3 separate regions of the Homo sapiens genome follow, and all the other regions are linked to region 2. The links are chromatin contacts, found by Hi-C or POLR2A ChIA-PET in ENCODE. All regions are on one chromosome and are shown on one strand. The core of a region is the stretch at or near the end of the contact, and the rest is flanking DNA. Distances in the headings are between cores, read along the strand shown.

Region 1 (2,733 bases), core at 15-2,514, 470 kb before region 2:
AACTGTAACAGAACTAAAATAAGTTCTCTCTATTTTTGCTTGTTTTAACAGCTGCTGGCATTTTATGCCCAGCCTCTTACAGCAGTGGTTCTCCAAGTGTGGTCCTCACATTGGTAACATCAGCATCATCTGGAAACTTGTTAGTAATGCAGATTCTTGGCCCCACCCCAGATCTCCTGAATCAGAAGCTGTGGCGGGAGGAAGTGATGGTGGAGGGGAACATGATAACAGATGTGGTCCAGTCATCTGTGTTTTAACAGGTGCTGCAGGTGATTCTGATGGACCCTCAAATTTGAGAACCTGCCTAAAGAGTGTCTAACTCTATCAGTGTGATAATGTGTAAAGTGAATTTCAGCGAATCAAAAGCACCTTGTTGGTACTAGGCACATAGTAGGCACCATCATTTATTCATTCATTCATTCATTTATTAAGCACTTGCTAGTGTTACCCTGTGTCACACAATCCATTCCCCACTAGCAGCCAGAATGATGTTTTAAAAATGTAATCAGATTGTGCAACTTGCTTGCTTAAAACCTTTCAGTGGCTTGTACAATAAGATGAATACAAACTCTAAGTCACTCCATGTTCTGGCCTGCCTGCCTCTCCAAATTCCTATTCATTGCCTCTTGGTTCCTTGACCAGGCTAAACTTCCTTCTATGAATGACTCTACCTTGTCATTTTAGTTCCACCTTAACACCTTTTCAGAGAAGATTTCTGCATACCTTATCAAAGGTGCCTCAGCTTGCCCCTATTTATCTTTATCACATTACCCACTGATTTTCTTCATAGCATATAAAACTATTGTATCTATTCATTTGCTTATTGTCTGATTCTTCCCCTAGAAAATAAACTCCATGCAGGTGTCCACTGCCTCTCAGTGTCTATGTGGGCCTTGTAATCCTAGAAGTCTCAATAAATATTTGTTGAATGAATTTCTGGGTACCGTCCTAGATGTTTCATAACTGAAATTTGAATTGCTAGAGGAAATTAACAGCAGGAGTCAGCGCTTTGGCAAAGGCACATCATGTCTCTTTCTTTCTTTCTTTCTTTTTGGTTGTAAATTATAATTTATTTCATTTGTAGAAACTTAAATTTACTTACAGGAAGCTCTTCAAAGGATGATGAAACTCACTTGTGAGATCGGTTGGCTTCCGATTAAGAGTAGGCATTATGTTTATTTATTGACGGGATTACTAGGAACTTCAAAAATAATACAAAAATGTTTTTTATCTTGTACCACATCAGATAAGCAAGTAACTGACTCAGAAAATTTATGATAGCCTTACCGTTGTTTTCCCACGGACTGTTCTGGAAATAGAAAGATGAAATCAGACTCCAGTGCCATCTAGTGGTCATGTTTAGTTCCTCAAGAAATAAAATCCAATGTAGTCTAGCACTGATTTTTCACTTTTTGGGAGATATTGGGCTTGTGTATGTGTCTTTCCAATTTCAGATATTACTTTAGAAATTTTAATAAATATTAGATTAATGCAACTGATGCAAGTTGGTCAAATTCTTGAAAATTTATGAGAAATGCTAATCCTTCATGGTGTTATGTTGTAGTAGAAATGGGTTTTATAAATAATAATTGTGATGATAACCCTTCATCAAGTTGTATAATCCTAAGGAACTGAACTATTTGACACCTCCCTTTGGTGATGGACATCAGTGGACACTCAGAGGCAAAGGAAGAATTCAGAATTTCTGATCTCCAATCCCATTTTCACTCTACTTTGTTGCATATGGTGATCTAAAGTTTGATTCCAGATGTCCCATCCTACTCATGTTTTCCATTCTTTCTACTGGCTTATAGTAAGATCTTTTACAAACAATAACCAGATCCTCAGTTTAAGAAGTAAAGTGTCCATTTTAAACAAAAATTAGAACCTCAAAAGTTCTTCATAAAATTATTTTCATCTCCTATGGTCATAACATAATTTATAGGGTCCACAGAAACTAACAGAAATAAATACTCTGGTTGCATCTAAAATGGATCATGCCCTGTGCTTATCTCTTTATGCACACTCAACAACGCTGCACAATCTAATGATTATTCCCTACATTAAAAAGATGAAGAGTAATACTCATAGAATCGGCATTTGTTGAGCCACTAATATATGCCAGGTATCATGCCAGGTATTTTTAATACATTATTTTATTTAATTCTACAAACTTTTCAGAAGTAGTTTTCATCTGTGCAGATGAAGAAACTGAAGCTCAAAGGAGTTGTTAGCCCAAAAACCCATATCTGGAGACTGCAATTGGAGCCCTTCTGGCTGGCTCCATATCTCTGCTCTTTCTAATCATTTTCCAGAAGTTTAAAAGGAATTTTGATTTTTAATTTTTAAAAAAAATTTTTCCCACCACATCATGCCCCATCAGAAGATCAGCAGTTTGAGGGCAGGAACCACATCTAATGCCTGGCATGTAATATCTCAATAAGTATTTGTTGAATGAATTGAAGGAGGCAGGCTTGAAAAGGTTCTAGTTCTCCAGCCAGTCATTTGGTTACCATTCATATTCGTTATTTATTGCTGCATGAGACTTAGTGGCTGAAAACAATAAATAATAAACATTTGCTATCTCAGACTTTCTGTGGTTCAGGAATCCAGAAGCAGGTTACCTGGATCTCTCATGAGGCTGAAGTCAATATTTTGGCCAAGGCTACAGTCATCAAGGCTCAGCTGGGGCGGGATCAACTTGCAAGATCACTCATATGGCTGTTGGCAGTC
Region 2 (2,728 bases), core at 47-2,546:
ATGATTTGAAGGACCTACTATTTATAACGTGCTTTCTAACTAGCCCAATGCCAAACACAGAGTAAGTTCTCAATAAATGAGAGCTGCTTTTTTTTTTTTTCATCATCACAGTTTATATTCCCAAATGGTGGCCAGCACTGACCTTAGGGCCTCCCCATTGAACAACTCCAGTGGGTACCTTTCACATTGTATTGTGAGTGGGGGACCAGAGGAGGCTCACGGAAAGCAATGTGAATCATGGCCCCTAGAGTCAGGCAACTTATCAGCCCTCCTAGAAATTTGCTTCATGATGTTACTTTCATTAGGAGCTAGGTGAGGGGTATGGTATCTCTGAGGAACTCTTTATGGCTTTAAACTACACTGTGTCTAAAAAACAGTTTAATGATAAGTCAGTTAAAAATAACTACTGGGCCAGGGGTGCAGTGGCTCATGCCTGTCATCCCAGCACTTTGGAGGCCGAGGCAGGTGGATCACCTGAGGTCAGGAGTTCAAGACCAGCCTGGCCAACATGGTGAAGCACTGTCTCTACTAAAAATACAAAAATTAGCCTAGCGTGGTGGCGGGTACCTGTAATCCCAGCTACTTGGGAGGCTGAGGCAGGAGAATTGCTTGAACCTGGGAGGCGGAGTTTGCAGTGAGCCGAGATCGTGCCACTGGACTCCAGCCTGGGCAACAGAGCAAGACTGTGTCTCCAAAAACTAATAGTAACTATCAATGAAGTCAAATCAGTGAGAATCTGTCTGGTTGTTTGGCATTCTGCTAATCAAACAAATACTCTAGGGCTCCATTGATATGAAATACAGATAGTTGCACTGATGCAACAATACAATGACTAGGTTTGCTTCTCCAAGTGTTACCGTTTTTCAAGAAAAATATTTAAACTGACTTGTAGCTGGTCTAACAAACTAGGCAGCCCTGAAGATTTTTAGATGAATGGATAGATACTCTGATGAAATACTCAACATCCAATGAATGCCCCCCGTGTATAAAGGCCTGAGCTAGGGGTCCTTAAGATGAATATGACGTGCCCCACGTCCTCGAGTTGTTTCCACACAATGGCGAGAAATCACTCTACCTGGCTGTCACTCAAGGCCAATGTGACAAATACTATGAAGTTGAATAAGCAAGATACTCTGCGAGCACAAGGGCGATGACGAGAAACTTCACAGAGTTGATTGAGCTGGGTGGAAAGTCCAGGTGGATGAGATGGCCTGGCAGGATGCAGGGAAAAGCTCCCCCAGCAGAGGGAGCAGCACAGGCAATACAGGGCTGAGACCACAGCTTCCTCCACCCCTTGCTTTGCTTCGCTCTGCTTTGCTTTGCCTTGCTCTTTTTTTTTTTTTTTTTTTTTTTCATATAACAATTATGGAGCACCCACTCTGCTGCAAGCACTGGGCAAGCAGGGAAAGAGTGAGTGGTCTAGTACAGCTGGAGCTCGAGATCTGTGAAGGCAAGAACATGGAGTTGAATCCTTCAAAAAATAGAAGGGCACAGGTGGGACAGGCATCAGCAGGTGCCCCCAATGAGTTTTATGGCTGACTTAATGTTAGGGACAAGGGAGAGGGAATAACTGAAGACAGCTGCAAGGCTTTGAGTCCAGTAACTGAGAAGCTGGTGATGCCACCAAACGATAAAGGAATTGGAGGAGGAGCAGGTTTGGGGAAGGTAATTAAGGAAAAATAAATGGACAAGCTTCAGCCTGTCAATGATTCCAGTAAGCACTAAATGTGTACTCCAAATATTCTTCTACATCGTGACTGAAAAATACTGAATCTGGGGATCTACACAGGCAAGCAACTTTGAGTTTTGTATAAATAGAGAAAAAGCCACTTGAAATTTAGTAACATAAGATACAACATCTGTAGCTGGACTAGAGACGACCTAGTCCAACTCCCTAATTTTACAAACAAAGAAACCACATCTCAGACCTACTCTCAACTGAGCAGCAGAGCCAATCCAGAACTCTGACTACACATTTAAGGGGAAAAAAATCTACATTTTTAGAACATTCAAATCTGGAATCAAGATACCACCTAGATTTTTCAGAGCTGCTGCTATTTCAGTTTGTTTATTTTTAACTAAACTAGTATGATTCGCAGACTGTAGGTGAAAGGTCTCTTTTGAGAACATGTATTGCTATGTACACCGTTGTCCACAAAATCAGTTTTGTAGTTAATTTCTAAGATTTCAGATTTCAAGAAAAGCCAGGGAAACTTAGAGTACCTAGACCCATTCTGTATAAGGGAAGACATGCTTCTTTAGGTCATTGAAATAATGACATCTGCCATATATGGAATAAAAGGCTGCCTTGCCTAGGAGGAAGGGCTTGGGTGCTCACTGAAAGTGTCCTGTTTCTAGAATGCCAAGCACATATGACTAATTGGCAGTAGTTTCCTCCAAAGCAAGAAAATCCTGCCTGCTGACCAGAGAAAAGTGCCTAATACGGTTAAAGAATCACTAAGTGAGACTTTTTTATAAAAAAGGAAAAAAAAAAAAGGGTAGGGGCTAGGGAGAGCTAAGCAGAGAGGGAAATATTTATAACTGTAACAACATGTTTCCTGGTAATAATTTATGAGCCTACTGGAGAAAAGGGAAACACACAAACTATGAATAAAATATCTAAACGTAAACATCATGCTTTCTGCAAATTTCTTTAGTTAAAAATTAAGGCTGAGGTTGACTAAAGTAAATGACTGCATTTTCGTGGTCTCTTATTTCCTTGATGCTA
Region 3 (2,974 bases), core at 216-2,715, 430 kb after region 2:
GGCTATTGTAATAATTCAGGCAACAGATGCTAGTGGCTTGAGTTAGGGTGGAAGCAATGGAGATGGTGATAAGTGGTTGGATTCTGGAGATATTTTTAACATATACTCAATAAGATTTGCTGGTGAATTAGATAGATGGTGTTTTGGATAGAGAGGAACCAAAGATGACTTAAAGGTTTTGACCTGAGCAACTGGAAGGATCGAGTTGGTGTTTACTAGATGAATAAAACTGTGAGAAGGTCAGAATTGGAACAGAATAGCAGAAGATCTTTTTAAAGTTTGAAATGACTACTATGCTTCCAAGTGCAGCAATTTAATAGGAGCTGCAACACACAAGTTAAGTCCTCACTTAACGTCATCAGTAGGTACTTGGAAACTTCAGCTTTAAGGAAACACACAATGGAACCAAATTACTGCAGGCTAATTGATATAAACAAGAGCTAAGTTCCTATGGCATATTTCTGGTCACAAAAACATCACCAAACTTCTAAAGAGTAAAACACTTCTAATATTAAACACTGAAATAAATGCGAACTATATATACTTTTAAGAAAGATTAATAAAAACAAGATAATTATTACCCAATTATTCCAGATGAGGGTTGAGGGTGGCCAGAGTCCACCCCAGCAGCTCAGGGTGCAAAGCGGAAGCCACCCTGGCCAGGACGCCATACCCTAGCAGGGGGCACCTCACACACACACCCACACAGGCTGGGACAATGTAGACACACCAATTCACCTGACATGCACATCTTTGGGATGTGGGAGGAAACCAGAATACCCAGAGAAAACCCACACAGACATGGGGAGAACATGGGAACTCCACACAGACAGGGGCCCCGGGCAGAAATCAATTTTTTTCCAATCAACAGTATAATGAAATGACACTGAATGGAATGATGTTATTTGAGGACCAACTGTCATTGCGTGTATGTATACATGTACACATTTTTATTTTACTTTTTATTAAGTCTTTATTATGTTATTATTTATTTATTTCAATAGGTTTTTGGGGGACCACATGGTGTTTGGTTACATGAGTAAGTTCTTTAGTGGTGATTTCTGAGATTTTGGTGCACCCATCACCCACATGCACACATTTCTAAATGCATAAAAAATTTTTGGAAATATACATTAAAAATTATTAACAGTGGTTACCTCTGGGTAATAGGAATCTTTGGAAACTGGCACTGGAATGTTAGAGGAGGAAGTAATATATGTTTTTGTTTTTTGATACCTTTCTGTATCATGTATGTACGTATATATGTATTACTATGTTCTATGTTACTTTTATGATTAAAAATTACTTAAAATTCTTGTGGTTGGTGAAATGAACCAAGTCACTGCAAACAGAAGTCTTACTAGGAAAGTCCACATTGGATCAGGGGTTTATAAGGTCCTTTCAAGCTCTGACATTGATTTCTGCAACTGGGTGTTAACTGGTAAGTCTCCCCGTCATTTCCTCCATAGGCTTCTGTGAAATTTGGTGTGTGAACAGCCTCTCTAATTCATCTGCTTCATCTTGAAAACAGTACCAAGAGCTCTCGGTGCTTAAATACCTCACAGGAAATTTGAGGTTGGATGAGATAAGGTGTTCAAATACTTTGAGTTACCACAAACACAGGTGCTCATGTAGGCACAATATTATGAGTCCTGGAATATTAACAGACCTAGTAAAAAGAAGCTGTTTCTGCCTTTTGATCACATAGGCATTTTGATACTCATGAACTCCATTTAGTCTGCGGTGGAATGAGTGTTTCTCCACAAACAGTATTAATTTTAGCATTTTTGTTCATGCCTTCTGTCAAACAAGATTTCTTCAGCCTTTGATTTTTATCAAGATTCACTTTATTCTTCAAAGCATTTAATTCAAGGTTCACTCCATCAGTGGGTGGATTAGTTGAGTAACTGAAATACCAGTGTTGAATGCCATAGTAGTTATAATATTTCTCTTCACAGGAGATATATTTACCAAAGTCATGTACTAATGAACAATGAAGTGACTGTCCAAATAGCAGACACCTGGTAAACACTGAATGGAAAATAAACATGGACAGCTCTACAAAATGTTTACTCAATGACTCTTAAATATTCTTCTAAGGTCACTATTATGTGTCAGGTGCCGTACTGGGTGCTAGGAATACAGGAAGGAGACGCGTTGTCTTTTCCCTCATGAAGCTTACATTCTACTAGAGAAATGTCACATTGTATTTTAAATTTTTCACACTGGTTCTAATGAAGTATTTGAGAAGCTATGTGAAGAGGAATTTGGAAGTTGCTGGCAGTTTCTGGAGATTATGTAGTTGATTACTATTATTCTGAAAAACAAAAAAAATCACCTTTAGTCACCCACAGAGGTAAAGAGAAAACCAGAAAGTCACCACCAATCAGAATCACAAAAGGCAGTCAGTGGAAAAGATTGCAAGTTTCAGGAAAAATGAGTTGTCTTAATATGTAAAAAAGCCTTTCTTAGAACTGGAACTTACAAGAAATGGGCTGAAAATTCTAAAAGCAAACAACCTTAAAGAATAATGTCAAACAGAGGCTGGATATTCATGAATATGATTGGTTGGGAGCATGGCTTCCGCCTACAGAAAGAGGTTGAAGTAGATTACCTCTGAGGAGCCTTCCTAGTCTAATTGAATAAGTACTGCAGTTATGAAATTATATTTTCTCTAGAGAACCCTTTCTCAACAACCAAATAACCCAAGTCGCTAATATTCTATTTATATTTTATAATTTCTTAACCAAGATCTCAAATAAGAACTAAGTAAAGAAAAAAACAGGCCTTGTTAGTTACTGAAGAGTAAATAGAAGTATAGTTTTCACTAGACAGTCTTGCCTGAAGCTCAATTAGAAATCTTACCATTCACTGGTAAAACATCTGCCAAAGTTAACAGGTAAACCACTAATTGGTAAGCGGTCACTCCAGGGCCCCTGCCATCATCACCATCCCCAACTCCCAGGAAATCTTG

What was found. Hi-C counts contacts between places; a loop is a spot of excess contacts on that map. ChIA-PET counts read pairs that join two places held with the same protein, here RNA polymerase II (POLR2A). Pooled maps may share reads with other maps.
Region 1: a loop to region 2 is called in a map of naive thymus-derived CD4-positive, alpha-beta T cell, with 9 times the contacts of the local background. The contact joins two enhancer-like sites. A Hi-C loop is called at or near these places in 1 of 168 maps with a recorded cell type or tissue (naive thymus-derived CD4-positive, alpha-beta T cell), 10 of 37 single-sample maps with no recorded cell type and 10 of 50 pooled maps. POLR2A ChIA-PET finds 5 or more read pairs at or near these places in 1 of 52 experiments (Panc1).
Region 3: a loop to region 2 is called in a pooled map, with 7 times the contacts of the local background. The contact joins two enhancer-like sites. A Hi-C loop is called at or near these places in 1 of 168 maps with a recorded cell type or tissue (A673), 2 of 37 single-sample maps with no recorded cell type and 10 of 50 pooled maps.

Annotation. Positions count from the first base shown.
Region 1 is chr10:61,283,132-61,285,864 of GRCh38, forward strand. No RefSeq gene overlaps it. Among named protein-coding and RNA genes, the nearest start is that of TMEM26-AS1, 170 kb to the right of the region's middle. Within about 2 kb of position 1,265, at least 3 of the 41 ENCODE cell types and tissues checked have a DNase peak (open chromatin) inside an H3K27ac peak, as active enhancers do; they include Panc1, where a contact is called at or near this core.
Region 2 is chr10:61,749,884-61,752,611 of GRCh38, forward strand. The region is part of intron 5 of CABCOCO1 (ciliary associated calcium binding coiled-coil 1); the gene reads left to right. Among named protein-coding and RNA genes, the nearest start is that of CABCOCO1, 88 kb to the left of the region's middle. Within about 2 kb of position 1,297, at least 10 of the 41 ENCODE cell types and tissues checked have a DNase peak (open chromatin) inside an H3K27ac peak, as active enhancers do; they include Panc1, where a contact is called at or near this core.
Region 3 is chr10:62,182,071-62,185,044 of GRCh38, forward strand. It overlaps a transcript of RTKN2 not described here. Among named protein-coding and RNA genes, the nearest start is that of LINC02621, 76 kb to the right of the region's middle. Within about 2 kb of position 1,466, at least 5 of the 41 ENCODE cell types and tissues checked have a DNase peak (open chromatin) inside an H3K27ac peak, as active enhancers do.